Regions from separate parts of the Homo sapiens genome. Here regions 2 and 3 are each linked to region 1. Evidence: chromatin contacts called from ENCODE Hi-C or POLR2A ChIA-PET data. All regions are on one chromosome and are shown on one strand. The core of a region is the stretch at or near the end of the contact, and the rest is flanking DNA. Distances in the headings are between cores, read along the strand shown. Region 1 holds the start of TDRKH (tudor and KH domain containing). Region 2 holds the start of PSMD4 (proteasome 26S subunit ubiquitin receptor, non-ATPase 4). Region 3 holds the start of VPS72 (vacuolar protein sorting 72 homolog).

Region 1 (2,700 bases), core at 90-2,589:
GAGATTATAGGTGCGGTTTTGGCCGACTTCTATTTGAAGCAAAAGGTAAATTTCACTAACTCCTCTTCAAACATTACAAATGAATTTGTGCTAATTGAGTTATCAGCTGATGTCTCAAAAAATGAGACTCTACTTGATCTGTCACTATGGTTTTGTTCACAATTTTCATATCCTTTCAGCTATAAGTTTCTCTTAAAGAGAAATGGAAAATAATATAATGTAAACGGGGATAACTGCATAGTACTGACTGCTAGCTTGTGTTTGATTTTATTACTTAAAAATTGAATGGGAAGGAGGAAAATACTAGAACTTAAGACCACAGTTTCTAGGGGAAGCTAAGAAGAGAAGATGAGGATCATTGTTCAGTGAGGAATGTGGTTAGATAATGGTTTTCAGTGAAAGCTAACTTTGAAATTTCCTGACATTTGTATTGAACAATTGCCAAAAACTATCTGATATGCATCGCTAAGGCTTACTTTATCATTTAAAATGACAGGAGTCAAATAGGATGTGATGAGAAGTCAAATCACATTGTTAGCTCCATGAAAGCATAGATAACTCATTCCAGTATCTCCTAATAACCAGAACCTACAAAGAACCTACAACATGGTGACATGCTTGAATCGAAGCAGCTCAATGTTCTCATCCTTGGTACGTTTATTTTAAATTCACGAGAAAAAAAAAAGTGTCAACCCCTTTCTCTCAAAACAAGGAAAGGGTCTAAAAGTCAGTCTTTGAAATAGGGGTCTCCAGCCAACCCCCACGATGATACCTGGATTAAGGAATGAGGGATACTGGAAAAACAAAAACCCCAATGTATTATTCTGACGACTGTAAACAGCCATCCTATTAGCGATAACTAAAGAAAAAGCTGGGGAAAGTTAAAGGCAAAGTGATATACGGATGGCAGCTCTCAGTCTCAAAAAGGCCCAGTGGAAGAGTCTGAACTGACTCAGGGCAAACACAAACGCTCCCGCACCGGGTCCGTTGTGGCGTAAGCGGGTGACTGGAGCATCTTCCTCAGATACAGTTACGAGTTCCCAGTGGGTCAAGTTGCCCCCGAGCGGCGTCTCACAGCCCAGGGCTCTGACTCCCCCGCTGCGCCCCACATCCTTCCCTCGCCCCGGGGCACGCCAGACCCCTCCCTTCCCTCGCTCCCGCATTTCCGTCTCCTAGTGGCCAGGGCTGCCCATGACCCTGTCTTTCCCACTCCCCAAACCTTCGGTCTCCATCCTCGCCTTTACCGCTGCTCCAGTCAGCCGTCGAGTGCGCCGCCTCGCGCCTCACCCCAGCTGCAGCCACCAGCGCCGCCGCCTCCCACTCACACCACCACAGTGAGCCCCGCCGGCGGCGCTTCAGCCGCCACTTCCCCGCCCCCGCAGCCCGACAGCACCAATCAACACCCTGCTCGCAGTCCGACCAATCGCCTTCTCCCGTCACAACCAATCCTTCCGCGGGCTGCCCCTGAGCGACGTGGCTGCTGCTAGCCGCTGCCCAATTACCCGGATGGAATCCAAAGCAGGCCCACCCTGTCAGCCAATAAGATCCAGGAAAAGCAGATGTTGTTAACTGAGACCGCACCTGCTGAGAATTAAACAGCCAATTACAAGCTTCCCGGCGTCCTCGCAGACCACCTCTAGGCCAATTACCGAGGAGTTTTCTATCTTCTAACCCTTGGAGGAAAATCTGCGCTCCAGCAGCTGGGACCGAGGCATGAGAGCGTTGAATCATGAGTGGCACCGTTCGCAAAAATTGGTGTCTTTGTACAAAGACAGTGCCACAACACAACTCAGTGACCATCGGGAGAGCAGCCTCATGATGGGCGATGCTCCATCAGTTTTCTCTTGCGATCTTTTGCATAGATCGGTCCCGCCCCGCATATGGCGATGAGGACTCAAGAGACACGGAAAACGTTTTCTTTCTGGAAAACATGAAATAGGCTTTGTAGATGGACAGGAAGTCAAGGGACAAGCGGTGCGCCGCAGAGAGCGAGGACCCACTCTTCTATTCCTTTGCGGAGGCACGGACACACGGTGTGGCCCGAAACAGCGGCAGGAGAGTGAGACCCGGGCTCCGACCGCGGTGGTAAGGGGGCGGCGGGCCATAGGGGCGCCAGGGGCCCACCCTTCCCTGGGGATTCGAGGAAACGGGTCGAGGCGACAGCGTGAAGGCCTACGCCGGGGGAGGGGGTGGTGGCGGGGGGCGTTTCTGTGGGGGCGAGGAAGGGAGCGGGTCTCCGCAGGCGGAAGTTTGCTTTGGAAGATTTTATTCCAGACGCTGTCCTGGTCCCTGGACGGTTAGGAACGGTTGGGTCCTGCTACTGCCTCCGTGGGGCAGGGAGCCTCGCGAGACCAGCACTGCGCCCTACTCGGTCCACCCTGTCCCCGCTCCGCGCTAGGGGCTCACCCTGGGAACAGGGGTCGGGCGATCCTGGTCATTGGGGGATCTTCCGCACTAGCTTCCATCACAATACCTGGCAGGTGATGAGCAATAAATATTTGCTGAAAGAACGCAAGGTTGTATCTTTTGTCAATTAGGCAGATGCCTTTGGGCCTCAGGTTTTGCTTTCTATTAATATAAAAATGTGTATGCGTTTTGAATAAGTAATACATTTACATTCTACAAAATTCAGAAGAAACAAGGTTATTATAGTGAATAAATTTTCCTTCCTTCAAGGCAACTAGGGTTACCAGTTTCTTG
Region 2 (2,700 bases), core at 81-2,580, 540 kb before region 1:
ATAAAACTTTGTAGAGACGGAGTCTGGCTGTGTTGTCCAGGCTGGTCTCAGACTCCTAGCCTGAGTTGATCCTCCTGCCTGGGCCTCCCAAAACGCTGGGATTATAAAACCTAAGCCATTGCATCAGGCCTTGAATGTAATTTTTGATTAACCAAAACGGTTTAGTGGTTTGTTCTTTGGCAGATTAGTTAATATAATTGAGTTGTCAAATCTTTTCCGGGCTCTGTACTGGGCTTAGGGAATTGTAAAGATTAAGACACGTTGCCGGCCAGGTGTGGTGGCTCACGCCTGTAATCCCAGCACTTTGGGAAGCTGAGGTGGGTGGATCATCTGAGGTCAGGAAATCGAGACCAGCCTGGCCAACATGGTGAAACCTCGTCTCTACTAAAAATACAAAATTAGCCGGGCATGGTGGAATGCCCCTGTAGTCCCAGCTACCTGGGAGGCTGAGGCAGGAGAATCCCTGGAACCCAGGAGGTGGAGGTTGCAGTGAGCCGAGATCGAGCCACTGCACTCTAGCCTGGGTGAAAGAGCGAGACTCCTCCGTCTCAAAAAAAAAAAAAAAAAAAAAAAAAAAAAAAAAAAAAAAGGCACGTTGCCCACCCTTAGTTAAACGAGGGAGGAGATAAATATACAAATAAATTCAATTGAAGGGTATAAGGGCTTGTTGAATTAAAATTCTACAGGGAACTGAGGGCTGTAGAAAGTCATTAGCGATCCCGACACTTTTTTTTTTCTTTTTTTGAGACGGAGTCTCACTCTGTCCCCCAGGCTGGAGTGCAGTGGCGCGATCTCGGCTCACTGCAATCTCTGCCTCCCGGGTTCAAGTAATTCTCCTGCCTCAGCCTCCCGAGTAGCGGGGATTACAGGCGTGCGCCACCATGCCCGGCTAATTTTTTGTATTTTTAGTAGAGACAGGGTTTCACCATGCTGGCCAGGCTGGTCTCGAACTCCTGACCTCGTGATCCGCCCGCCTTGGCCTCCCAAAGTGCTGGGCTAACAGGCGTGAGCCACCGCGCTCGGCCGATCCCGACACTTTTTTAAAATGCCGAAGCCGGAATCGACACAGCACTTTCAAAGGTTCCTCCATAGCTCCCCTGAGATCCGGCCAGCGGGAAACCCCAACTGAGAACTGCAATGGCAGGGAAAGTGGAGGCTAGATCCTGTTTTTTGTGTTACCGCGATTCCCTTCAACTACCCTCAAGACGCCTACAAATTTGTTTGGCGGCACCTACAACTCCCAGAACGCAACGTGGGGGACGGAGGCGGAAGCAGCTGGCCAAGCCGAGGTCTGTGATTGGTGAAGAGCGACGGGCCAATTGGAGGAGTTGTTGTTAGGCCGTCCCGGAGACCCGGTCGGGAGGGAGGAAGGTGGCAAGATGGTGTTGGAAAGCACTATGGTGTGGTGAGGAGCTACTTCGGGGCAGGAGGGGCAGAGCTGGGTTCCGGGCGCGTGTAGCGCCAAGGCAGGGAGGGCCTGGGGTGGGGGCCAGGGGCTCATGGGCGAGAGGCGGCCCTGGCCCCGGAGGTAAGGAGCCCGCTGGACTCCCTGAGTCATCCCGGGGCCCTGGAGTGGCGGATAGTCCCGGGTTACCACTGTTACCCCCAGGGGGACGGTCATTGACTGGTCATTCCTGCTTCCTTTCTCTGTTCTAGCGCCGTCTTCTCTAGAGCAGCCCGGGTCTGTCTTTAGCTACAGTTCTGCTTTTCGGACTCATCGTAATAGTTTTCTGCCCTCCTTTCTTTGCAAAATAACGTCTATTAGGAAAATAGATTATTAATCCCTTCCTCTCCCCATTCCCTCGTCTCTAACTTCATTACCTTTCCCTGTATCATCTTCAAAGGTACCATTTACAGATTGCTTTTTATGTATCAGTCATTTTGTTTATCTCACTTATACCTCACAACCACACCTTAAGGTAAATTATCTCTCCATTTTACGGTTCAGGATACCGAGTCTCAGCGATTTTAAGTGATTTGTCCAAAATCATACAGCTAGTTAAGTGGTGGAGTCAAGATTTAAACCCACGGCTGTCTGACACAAAGGCTTTATCCGGTGAGGTAGCTCTCTTTGTCAGTTTCAGGCTTGGGCTGAGTACCTATTACGAGTCACATTAGAAGAGGAGGACATAAATTTTTGCAGGGTTTCAAGAGTTCCTTCTAAGTGTAATCACTGAATGTAATACAGAATAGTTGACGAACACAAATCACCGATTGGGTGAAACAGGCACCTATGAGATTTCTTCTTTTTATTTTCTCGGGGGAGCATAGCATTGCCAGATAACATACAGGATGCCCAGTGAAATTTGAGTTTCAGATAAACGATGAATAATTTTTTTTTGAGACGGTCTCGCTCTGTCTCCCGGACTGGAGTGCAGTGGCCCAGTCTGGCTCACTGCAGCCTCCGCCTCCCTGGTTCAAGTGATTCCCAGTGATTGAACTAATTTACACTTGCACCAACGATAGAACAGTGTTCTCTTTTCTCGCAACCTTGCCAGCATCTGTTATTTTTTTAGTTTTTAGTAATAGCCATTCTGACTGGTGTTAGGTGGTATCTCGTTGTGGTTTTGATTTATTTGCATTTCTCTAATGATCAGTGATATTGAGGTTTTTTTAATAGGCTTGTTGGCTGTATGTATATCGTCTTTTGAAAAGTGTCTGGCTGGGGCGTGGCTCAGGCCTGTAATCCCAGCACTTTGG
Region 3 (2,700 bases), core at 108-2,607, 600 kb before region 1:
TTTGTTTTTGAGACGGAGTCCTGCTCTGTCGCCCAGGCTGGAGTGCAGTGGTACGATCTCGGCTCACTGCAACCTCCTCCTCCCAGGTTCAAGCGATTCTCTGCCTCAGCCTCCTGAGTAGCTGGGACTATAGGCGCACACCACCACGCTTGGCTAATTTTTGTATTTTAATAGAGACAGGGGGTTTTACCATGTTGGCCAGGATGGTCTCGATTTCCTGACCTTGTGATCCACCCGCCTCGGCCTTCCAAAGTGCTGGGATTACAGGCGTGAGCCACTGTGCCCGGCCAAAGCCACTGTGCTCGGCCTATCACACAGTATTTTAACTGTTAACCCAGGCAGTTACCCCACTGGGGCATGGAGTATGTAAGGACAGAGCACTGTTTTTAATATTCTGTTTCCCTAGAGCCTAAAACAACCTATTACCGATGGCATGCTCTGGGTACTCAACACATTTAATAAACGGGTAGATTCAACTAATAAAAATTTAGCAAGTGGCAGCCCAGTCCGGACACCTCACACATAATGTTGAACAAAACAGACCATCTCTAACTTTATACAGTTTACAATGCAATAGAAAAGCATAAGCAAGTAAGCAAACCAAATCTAATTGCAAATTGAAATATGTTCTGTGGAAGAAATAAATGGGGACACTTGTTAGGATAGTCAAGGAAGGGTTATCTTCCTGAGAAAACATTTACACTGAGACCTGAAAGCTGAAAAAGAAGTGGGCTAAGCTCCTCTACTTTTGGAGCGGTTCCTTTCCATGTCTCAGGTGAATAATCCAGCAGTGGGCCAACGAGTATACATCGAGCAACTGTCTACTACTATGTGTGTGCCTCGTGTATGCTGGACGTCAGAAGTACAGTGAAAGATGCAACCACGCAAGTATACGGTAGGTTTCTGCCGTTCTCTGTTCTCTGGAGTGCCTCCGGAGAGCTTCTCCGTCTCAGGCCCCTTTGACCCCATCCAGAGCTCTCCCTTCTAGGACTCCACACTATCCGTTCCCCCGCCTCGCCCCCCGGCTCCGATTCACCCACCCAACTCGAGTATCAGCTCCCAGAGCTCCTCTCTATTCCCCGCCCTCTTCTTCTTTGTCCGGGGTTTCTCCCTTCAGGGCTCCTCTTTGCCTCCTCCCCTCCCTTTTCCCAGGCCCGGATCTTGCCTCTGTGAAACCCCCATAAGTCGTCTGGTAGAACTCATCTTCCTCCTCTGCCTCCAAAAGCCCAGAAAGCCGGTTCCCAGCGGTCTTCCGGGGTGCCCGGCCCCCAGCCAAACTCATACCGCCTACCGAGACTGCGCCGCCACCTGCAGCCCCTCACCAGCTCGGTTTTGGGAGCTCGACGCTCGACATCACTACCTGCGGGTGGCCACCAGCGGCGGAAGTCGGGCGTTTACAGGCAGAAGTAACAGAGTGTCGAGAGACTCCCAGTCCCACCCTCTAAACCCTCTTTACTCTTCAGCCTCTCCTACTCCTGCGCGGATGCTCTAGGCCGCTTGCTCTAGTACCCAGCGATCTCCCTTGCTCAATGAGTCCACTTGGTGGTACGAAGACCCCCATAACCCTAAGTCAACACATTTTATTTTATTTATTTTTATTTTATATATATATATGGTTTTTTTTTTCCGTAGGGACGGAGTCTCGCCTCGCTCTGTCGCCAGACTGGAGTGCAGTGGCACGATCTCGGCTCACTGCAACCTCCGTCCCCCGGGCTGAAGCGATTCTCCTGCCTCAGTCCCCCGAGTAGCTGGGATTACAGGCGCCCGCCACCATGCCCAACTAATTTTTGTATTTTTAGTAGAGACAGCTTTCACCGTGTTGGCCAGGCTGGTCTCGAACTCCTGACCTCAGGTGATCCGCCCGCTTCGGCCTCCCAAAGTGCTGGGATTACAGGCATAAGCCTGCGCCCCCAGCTCACATTTTCTTTTAGAAGAGGTCATTCTCTCCGCTCCAGTCCATTTTCTACACTGCTGCTAGTAGGAAACTTTCTAAAAACCCACGTTTTGCCACTCCTGTCCTCAAACATTTTTAATGGCTCCACATCATCTACAAGATAAAGTCAAAAATCCTTGAGGAAGGAAGCATAGTATTGTGGTTAAAAACACAGCCATAGACATTTATCCAAAGGAAAGGACATAATTCAACCTGAGGAAGCCAATTTAGGAGGAAAAAAAAAAAGGAAATCAGTATATCCAAGAGACGTCTGCACTCCATATTTATGCACCCCCATATTTATTGCAGCACTACTTAGAGTAGCCAAAATAGGAAATCAATCTCTGTGTCCAACAACAGATGAATAAAGGAAATAGGGTGTATATACACAATGGAATACTTTTCAGCCATTAAAAAGAAGAAAATCCTGTCATTTGCAGCAACATGGATGGAACTGGAGGACATGTTAACTGACTTAAGCCACGAACAGAAAGTTAAAACACTGCATGTTCTCACTCATATGTGACGCTTTTAAAAAGTTGATTTCATAGAAGTGAAAGAACAGAGGATACTGGAGGCTGGGAAGAGCAGGGGGAAGGAAGGGACAGGGAAAGATTTGTTAAAAGACACAAAATTGTGGCTCACACCTGTAATCCCAGCACTTTGGGAGGCCGAAGGGGGTGGATCATGAGGTCAGGAGTTCACGACCAGCCTGGCCAAGATGGCGAAACCCCATCTCTACTAAAAATACAAAAATTAGCTGGTCG

What was found. Hi-C counts contacts between places; a loop is a spot of excess contacts on that map. ChIA-PET counts read pairs that join two places held with the same protein, here RNA polymerase II (POLR2A). Pooled maps may share reads with other maps.
Region 2: a pooled map shows a loop between it and region 1 (16-fold over the local background). The contact joins the promoter of PSMD4 here to the promoter of TDRKH in region 1. A Hi-C loop is called at or near these places in 8 of 50 pooled maps.
Region 3: a loop to region 1 is called in a map with no recorded cell type, with 18 times the contacts of the local background. The contact joins the promoter of VPS72 here to the promoter of TDRKH in region 1. A Hi-C loop is called at or near these places in 1 of 37 single-sample maps with no recorded cell type and 8 of 50 pooled maps. POLR2A ChIA-PET finds 5 or more read pairs at or near these places in 2 of 52 experiments (CD4-positive, alpha-beta T cell and GM12878).

Annotation. Positions count from the first base shown.
Region 1 is chr1:151,789,161-151,791,860 of GRCh38, forward strand. TDRKH (tudor and KH domain containing) reads right to left here and starts at 1,340. Exons shown (of 13, transcript NM_001083965.2): 1 at 1,220-1,340. TDRKH-AS1 (TDRKH antisense RNA 1) reads left to right here and starts at 1,589. Exons shown (of 2, transcript NR_146292.1): 1 at 1,589-2,085. RefSeq lists a silencer at 1,025-1,284.
Region 2 is chr1:151,253,404-151,256,103 of GRCh38, forward strand. PSMD4 (proteasome 26S subunit ubiquitin receptor, non-ATPase 4) reads left to right here and starts at 1,331. Exons shown (of 10, transcript NM_002810.4): 1 at 1,331-1,405. The coding sequence starts at 1,380. RefSeq lists an enhancer at 1,223-1,412 and a silencer at 1,453-1,592.
Region 3 is chr1:151,188,840-151,191,539 of GRCh38, forward strand. It overlaps VPS72 (vacuolar protein sorting 72 homolog), which reads right to left and starts at 1,358. Exons shown (of 6, transcript NM_005997.3): 1 at 1,166-1,358. The coding sequence starts at 1,282. RefSeq lists enhancers at 1,333-1,402, 1,443-1,502.